Linked DNA regions of Mus musculus: region 2 is linked to region 1. Evidence: chromatin contacts called from ENCODE POLR2A ChIA-PET data. All regions are on one chromosome and are shown on one strand. The core of a region is the stretch at or near the end of the contact, and the rest is flanking DNA. Distances in the headings are between cores, read along the strand shown.

The links. ChIA-PET counts read pairs that join two places held with the same protein, here RNA polymerase II (POLR2A).
Region 2: POLR2A ChIA-PET joins it to region 1 with 14 read pairs in Patski. The contact joins the promoter of Rps3 here to the promoter of Gdpd5 in region 1. POLR2A ChIA-PET finds 5 or more read pairs at or near these places in 3 of 5 experiments (Patski and embryonic stem cell).

The regions. Positions count from the first base shown.
Region 1 is chr7:99,379,688-99,383,378 of GRCm38, forward strand. It overlaps Gdpd5 (glycerophosphodiester phosphodiesterase domain containing 5), which reads left to right and starts at 1,831. Exons shown (of 18, transcript NM_201352.3): 1 at 1,831-2,521.
Region 2 is chr7:99,480,929-99,485,034 of GRCm38, forward strand. Rps3 (ribosomal protein S3) reads right to left here and starts at 2,781. Exons shown (of 7, transcript NM_012052.2): 1 at 2,664-2,781; 2 at 1,642-1,772; 3 at 1,333-1,426; 4 at 769-863. The coding sequence starts at 2,693. It overlaps Snord15a (small nucleolar RNA, C/D box 15A), which reads right to left and starts at 2,004; the gene lies at 1,857-2,004.

The sequences.
Region 1 (3,691 bases), core at 581-3,080:
CATTGTTAGCGAATCTGAGAGAGGTGTGAGGGAGGGGGGGGGGGAGAAGAGGTGGAAAGACAAGGAGCTACAATAGCAGGCTAAGAGTTCAGGGCTCCGTGGGGCTGACAACTGAAGGCTGACGGTTCTTGGCCAAGGGGAAGGTATACGAGATCTTGGCACCCTTACCAAGTGTGATATGGATAGCTTCAATCCTCAGGCAGGCCCTTGCCACTCCCCTAGGCGCTGTGTTTTAAGGACACTTGTTTCCCTACAGAACTCCATCATGTTGACAGTGTGCTGAAAACTTCTCACAGCCCTCTGCTAATGGAATCCAAACTCCAAGCTCCTCCTAGTTTGATCTCATCAGCATCCAGCTGGGCTGTGGGCTCAGGAGGATCTTAAGAGATCTTTGGTCCTTTGGATAAGTCTGAACTCCCTTCTACCTGCCTCGCTGGAATCTCCCACTTTGACTTTTGCTCTACTGCTGCCAGGATTTCTCAGGAGCACGGTCAACTCCTACTAACCTTGCTAGCTTTTTTTGACCTCAGTTTGCCTGTAACCTGCTCAGGGAAGCCTCTGCTAACCAATACGAGGCAGAGATCTCTGGAGGTGTCCTTTGTAAGTGCTGTTGTTTCTGTCAGGAAAGCCATTCCTTTGGTCTTCTAAGCCCATGTGGTTCCTCACTCATTCGACTGTCAAGTTGCAGTGTCTTGAGTTTCTTTAAGGTGGTATTATTATGTCTTGTGAGACAGGCTCACACTGGCTTCCATTCACTGTGTAGTCAAGGATGACCTTGGCATCGCCTTAGGAGGCTAAAGCCATCTTCCAGAGCCAGTCTAGTCCAGGAATGTCACAGAGTTGGTGGATAGAATCCTATACCAGCAACAGCAATCTGGAAAACACCATGCGCCCCCTACAGTCTTGGTCCACAGCAGTGACAAAGGGGTTTCACGCAGAAAATTGATTTGAGGCTTGCAGATGAACCTGGGCTGGGCTGCCTCATCCTAGGGCTCCCCAAGCCAATTAGTGACTTAAGCCCTGCCCACGCGCACTCGCAACACTCATTCATATATCAAACCCTTCACTCCTGTTCGGTGCCTCACACAGGACGCTGGATACTTCAAAGACAGGGAGGGGTGGGGAAGGTGCACAGCCGACAGAAGTCACGATTCGAAGTGAGCTGTCCTCACACACCTCCGCTCATATTTTTGAAACTGATAACGACGTTCCTCCCTGAGCCGCAGAACTCTGGGAAAGGGGAAGTGTGGGAAACAGATCTGCTTTTTATTTTTACAAACTTTTTTGCATCGCTTCCTAAAATCAGAGCCTTGCACTGCTCCCAAATGCTACTCAGTGCAAGGAGCCCTAGCAGCGGGGAGGAGCAAGAGGCTGGCTGTATCACGCTACGCCCCAGGTTCCGCCATCCAGGGACATCCCAGTCCTAACCTCGCCTCCTCCATGCTTCGCCCTTTCCCACTGCTGGCCTCGTGCTCAGTCACAGTCAACCCAGGCCCCCGAGCCCACCATCTTGATCTCCAGGCGGCTGGCTCGCTTGCTACGCGCAGCTTTCATTGTCCTTCTCCAGCGGCACCAGACCACGCTCAGCAGAGTTCCACCCCTCTTCCACTCTCCCATTGGCTCTTGCTGCCCAACTGCGCCGGGGACCGGCCTAGCAGTGTCTCTCACGCCCCGCCTTTGCTCCCGGCCCGGCCAGGGGCGGGGTTTCTGTTGGTCCCACCCTTTAGGGGAGGGGCCAAGCTCGCAGGCGCTCCGGAGCTGTCTCGGCAGGGCTCGGCTCGGCTCGGCTCGGCTCGGCTCGGTTTGCAGCTCGGGTGGGGGTGGGCGGCTAGGGTGACAGCGGCAGTAGCAGAGGCTGCGGCGCGAGGCTGAGCAAGCGGTGAGCGGGGAGCCGGTAAGAGGAGGAAGTGGAGCGGCGGCCCGGAGCTCTGGAGTCCGCTGCCGGCACAGGTCCGCCCAGATTTGCAGAGTGAGCGGCGTCGGGACCTGGGCAGACTTCTTCGCCTTGCTCCGGCCGCTGGCGCTCCGCCTGCCCTGCCCTGCCCTGCCCTGCTTGTCCGAGCCCCGCATTCCGCGCCTGGACTTTCCTAGCCCCGTGGTCTGGAGCTGCTGGGACGTTCGAGCCCCGGCCTTGATCCGGAGTTCCGAGACGGGACGTTCTCGGCCCCATCATACTGACCCATCTCTGCTGGAGTGTCCTCCGCCCCCTGGTCGGCGCAAGGTGGCCCCAGCTCTGGGACTTGAGTGTAGAGGAGCCGGGACGCCCACCGGCCTCCAGCTCCTGGAGAACCAAATCTTCAGCTGCCTTGGACCGAACTGCTCCGGACTTGAAACTGTACTGGCACCGCCCGGGTCCAGCGCACCGTGAGGGGTCCCAAGCAGGCAGAACAGTCGGACCGAACCCCTGGGCGAGTCGAAGCTGCCACCTTTCTCCGCCCTAGGTTAAGGATCTTGGGGTGCTTGCTCCCAGGGGAACACAGGGGCTTCTCCTGCCACAGTCTCCAGCGAGCGGAGGTTGCAGGTGAGAGCCCCGGATGCGCGGCGGGAGCAGTCCCGGGAGCCTTAGAGGCAGGGCCCGGGTCAGCGGAGGGCGTGGAGGGGACACGGGCAGAGAGTGAACTGTTTAGGAGAGGGCGCGCGAAAGATAGTAGAGAGAAGCCCGCACTTATTGAGTGCCCATTGTGTGCAGGTCCGAGCCCCGCCCTTGCACAAGTCGTTCCTTATCCAAAGCTCATAGCAACCCCGAGATAAAAGCTATTGTGTATTGTTATGGGCGCAGACAGTTGGGGAAACTGAGGCGTGGCAGGGTTGAGGTCCTCTGCCTTCCATGTTGAGGATTAGACTGGGGAGAAGGGAGAAGATAAAGAGAGAAAGAGCAAAGAGGGAGGGGAGAAGAAAAGAAGTGGATAGCCTGCATGCACGTGAGAGCTTGGCAGGGTGGGGGCCTCTGGGGCATCGAAATCCAGGCACTGGTCCTGAAGCCGAAGAGGTCCTTCTTACCAGCCACTCTTGGGTCATGGGCATGCCACCTCCCAGGAAAGGTGAACCTGCGTTGAAGGCAGGGCTTCCCTGTTCCAAAAGATCTCTTCCCGGGGTCCGGGCTGGAGGGACAACCTGCTTCCCATAGTTAATGTCCCCAAGTTACTGAAGTACTCTTTATCTGTTAAAGGACTCACCATATTGGTCCCCAAGACACAGCCATGTGGAAGCTGGAGCTGTGGTCCCTCAGAACTCAGCCACCTTCCTTTGGCATTATTAATGAGGACACTGAAGACTTGTGGGGGGCACAGTGACCCCAGGTCCTAAAGCCAGTGAGTGGTTGAGAGAGAAGTAGACCTGAAAGATTTCCAAACATCCATCAAGGGGTCTGCTCCCCTTCCTAGTTCACACCTTTTCGGTCTGTGGCTAGGGTTTCCCCAGCCCCAATATGCAGTTGAGGTAAGCGTGTATGAGACTGCAGAGAGTGTGTGTGGTTGGAACTGGGGCTCAAAGAAGCCTGACTCCAGTCTCTATGTGCAAAATGGCCCAGGGCAGACCTTCTCCAGGTCTTAAGGTTAGGGCTGCCGGATCTGGGGACACACAGTCCAGGTGCTTGATTCCCAGGCAGAAGTTCCTCCTGCTCGCTGCCCTGGGATCTTTGTAGGAGAGGGTATTGTGAAAGAGCATTTGGCACGGACTCTGTGGGCTCTTG
Region 2 (4,106 bases), core at 1,531-4,030, 100 kb after region 1:
TAACAAAGGCAAGGTTGTACAACTCCTGAAACAATGTCAGGCCCCTTACCTGATCGTTACATCACTTCTCAGTGCCATAAAATTTACAGGAAACGTTGGGTTTTTGAGAGGGCCTCCCCTGAGACTAGCCTCTGTTTTGAGGCTAAGGCTGGCTTTGGAGCTTTGCATTGCTGATTTTCTACCTCCAGTGCGAAGATTGGGGGGTAGGCATTATGAACCCTGGCCAATTGCTAGTGTAAATGTCTTTCCCTTTAGAACTGCTATCTCTATATCCACACAGTGAATGCATTAGTTAGTAGAGCTGCATGACTTCTAGCTTGTTTTGAAACCTGCACTGCCAAAGCTACAACTCCCAACCAGATACTCCTCCCAGGTACAGTAACAGGCAGGATGCTTTCCTGCTCACCTATCAAGGGTCCTTGCTAAACCTCACAAAGCGGATGCCCCTCCCTGTTATGATTCTATCTACTCGTTTCATTCTCAACATACCCACAGCATTCCCTCGTCAGAGCACTGACCATTTTTTCGGGGCTCATCCCACAGCCCAGGCTGGTCCTCCCAGTGCTGGCATACAGGCATGTGTCACCAACAATAGGTCCTTCATCCACCAGCCTACTACTAGCCTAGTTAGCCTAACTAGGTTCAGTGGGGGGATGGGCTACACCACCAGAGACTAGATGATTCTGTCAATCAAGTTATTTGCTAACAAAAATGCTAGCACACACTAATCCACAGGAGGGCATGACCATCAAGTCTCAGGACACTCACCTTCGAACCGCAAGCCCTCCAAGGAGTTTGTAGCGTAGAGACTCTGCCTGGGCAATGGCACACAGACCTCTTGTGGCCACTTTCTCTGCATAAAGCTTTAAAGAAAGCAAAGTACATTCCTGTCACTCACCCATCTTCAATTAAGCCATTGTAATATCCCTTAGATACTCAAGTACCACGACTACCCACACAAGGCAGCGATGAAGGCTGAATCGCCCTTCTACTCTGGTTCCTCACAACCACACTAAGGATAGCCAGTCACCCATGCATTATTTCTACATTCGACCACCAGAATATCATACTGTTTGTGGTTTAAGACAGGGTCTCACTACAGCAGCCCTGACTAGCTCTGCCCCGCCGTCATCCTGCCTTCTGCGTGCCAGGACAAGAATATGGGCCCCCGCCATGCATGGCAATCGCTCTGCTTTTAAGGAAATTTTGGCAGAGCATCAAGTACCTGTGACTGTCACTGGCCATGTCAGGTTTTCAGAAGTACAATTCTATAGCAGAAGCCACATCCCAACTCAGTCTAAAACCCCCGGGAGATAAAGCAGAGGAACTCACCTCTACGCTGCCTTCAGGGAAGCCAAAGCGCTTCTGGACAACTGCGGTCAACTCTCTGATCCGACGACCCTTCTCCCCAAGAACATTCTGTGTCCTGTAGAGGGGAAGCGCAACCATTTACTCAAGATCCCACCTGCCGCCCACCACAACGCCAGCACACACGTTAAATGGAAGGTAAGTTCTTCCCAAATGCAGTTCTAACAAAGCAGTTACACCCACTGAGGCCAGATTTACTGCTTGGTTGGCCCAAGTTTACACAGCATCTCAGTACACACAGTATTTACAGGTGACAATCAATGGTATTTCTACCTGGTGGCTAAAATAATGATTTCTGTCCTGGTTGGTGTAACTCGGACTTCAACTCCAGAGTAGCCATCTTCAGCCAGCTCCCGAGTGAGAAATTCATTCAGCTCAGCTTTGAAGATGCCATCAGCTACAAACTGAACCAAAGGAAACAAGTTACCTCTGAGGTGAAGACAGGGTTAGTCAGAGCAAGCCCAATGGCCCTACAGAAAAGCAGCAACCCTTCTCAGACAAATGCCTCTTGGTCATCTTTAGGAAGTTTCTTTTGACCACAGTGCTTTCAGCTGTGCCACAGAACGCAGCATAGTGAGGCATCTTGGACAAAGACAACACTTCCTACTCAGACTCGTCATCACCTCTTCATCGAAGGGCTCTACGGCATAATCTACACCCAAGAGACAAAGAAAAATCTGTCTCCAAGTAGCACATGTACAGCTGGGACTGTAAGTTGTACCTCGGATAGGAGAGGAATCCTGACTCAAAACAGGTTTATCATCTGTGTGCATAAGCACAAACGACAGACCATCTATTTCTAAACCTGGCAACCTGCACACTTTTCCCCCATGAAATGATAACCACAGGGACGCTGCAGCTCCGGGTCCCGAGTGAACACGGCAGCAGTCAGTAAGTAGGCTTTCAACTATGGCCACTTGCAGGATCACGCGACTAAGAGAAGGGACTGCTAAACTTCACTTACTAAAGAAACTGGACTAGATCTGATGGCACACGCCCTCTAACTGTGCCACAGGATTACTATTATGGAGACCAAGAAACGCTCAAAGGTGTCTAGTCCGGAACTGGAGGCGCCCGGTGTTCGAGTCGGTCCAGAACTCGAGGAGTTTGTCCCTCCCTTGCCCAGGCACACAGCACTCGCCCGGCTCCGGCCCAATACACAATCTACGGCCATCCGAGGCTCGAAGAGACGGCAGGCGGCCCCAGACGCTCCACAGGACTGATCACGGAGCCACAGGCCTCCCTGGCACTTGTAGAACCCGCGGCGGACTCCCGAACCGGGCCCAGACGCTTACCTTCCTCTTCTTGGAAATCTGCACCGCCATCTTGCAGCCGCGCGCCGCTGAAAGGAAAGGAAGTGGCTCGCGGGCGGAAGTAGGTATATAGGGCGGGAGCAATGACGCCGCGCAGCGCGGCGACCCTTGCAAGTGTTCATGGGAAATGAAGTTTTGCATGGGAAATGAAGTTTTGCGTCTAAAACGGCGTAGGGGGGGTGTAACCTAGCAACCTGTAATGTAGGCGGAACAGGAAGTAGACATCTAGTTCCGGTCTGAAAGTGCTCTGTACTCAGCAAGCTTGGGGTTCCAGCACTAACGAAGTAGAGGGTCACAAGTTTAAGGTCATCATTGACTACATAGCGAATTCGAGGCCAGCTTGGCCTTTATGAGTTTCTGACTCAAAAGTAAAAACGTAAATAAATAAAAAATTTGAAAAGAGCAACCTTCAGACTAGAGGTGCAAACCACAGGCATAAGCACACACTAACAGATTTTACCACCTTCACGTTCACGCTAATGAAAACTTTCATTGAAATGTATTTAGAGGACCAGCTGGATGGCTCAGTAAGTTACAGAGTGAGTGGGACAGTAGAAAACCATGGCTGCGTATACATATATGCAAGCATAAAACACATGCGTGCGCACATGCACACAGATTTAATATTATTACAAAGGTAAACCCTGATCCATGAGATGGGCTTATTTGTAGGATTTCTGGTAGTGAGCACCTCCACTAGAACCTGTGGGAAAAAAAAATTTTATTTTTTGGTTGTTTTGTTTTGTTTTGTTTTTCCGAGACAGGAACTTTTTTGACTCGCAGCAGGGTGGAATACCAGCAGCAGGGGCTTGTCAAAATAATAAAGCACCAGGGCTTCGGGGACAGACTGTTGAATAGTATAAATCTAGGCCATAGGACCTTCCCTTCACACAGACCCTGATGTCCACACAAGCAAAAGTTCATTGCCCAGAGGCAGAACCTGCTGATATAACTTGTACTGCAGTGTGTGGCTCACTTCACACTGGAAACACGGGAGTCTGTTTCACCCTGTATTAATCCCACGGAACAAAAGTAAAAACTATTACTTAAACTCTTTTAGACAAATTAAGCAAGTTTTATTTTCTATCAGACAGGGCTATCTCCCTAAAGTGGAGTTTTAAAGAATAGCATCAAACATAGAAGTGGAATTTATATAACTCAAAATTTCTAAGACTAGGTGGTTTCCAAGGGAAGAGAGATTTCCAGGGGAATGTTGGCTACACAGGAACTTGGCAGAACATCTTATCAGGGTGGAAGTCAGGGTATAATGGAGTATGGAACATGTCAAATTCCAGAAAATGGGTTGACGACAGGATCAAACCCAAGTGTTACAGAAAACAGGAATGAACTTATTTTGACCTTGTAACAAGATGGCTTCTAATCATGGGACAGAGTCAGACTGGTCTGTCACCTGATGAAGCTGTT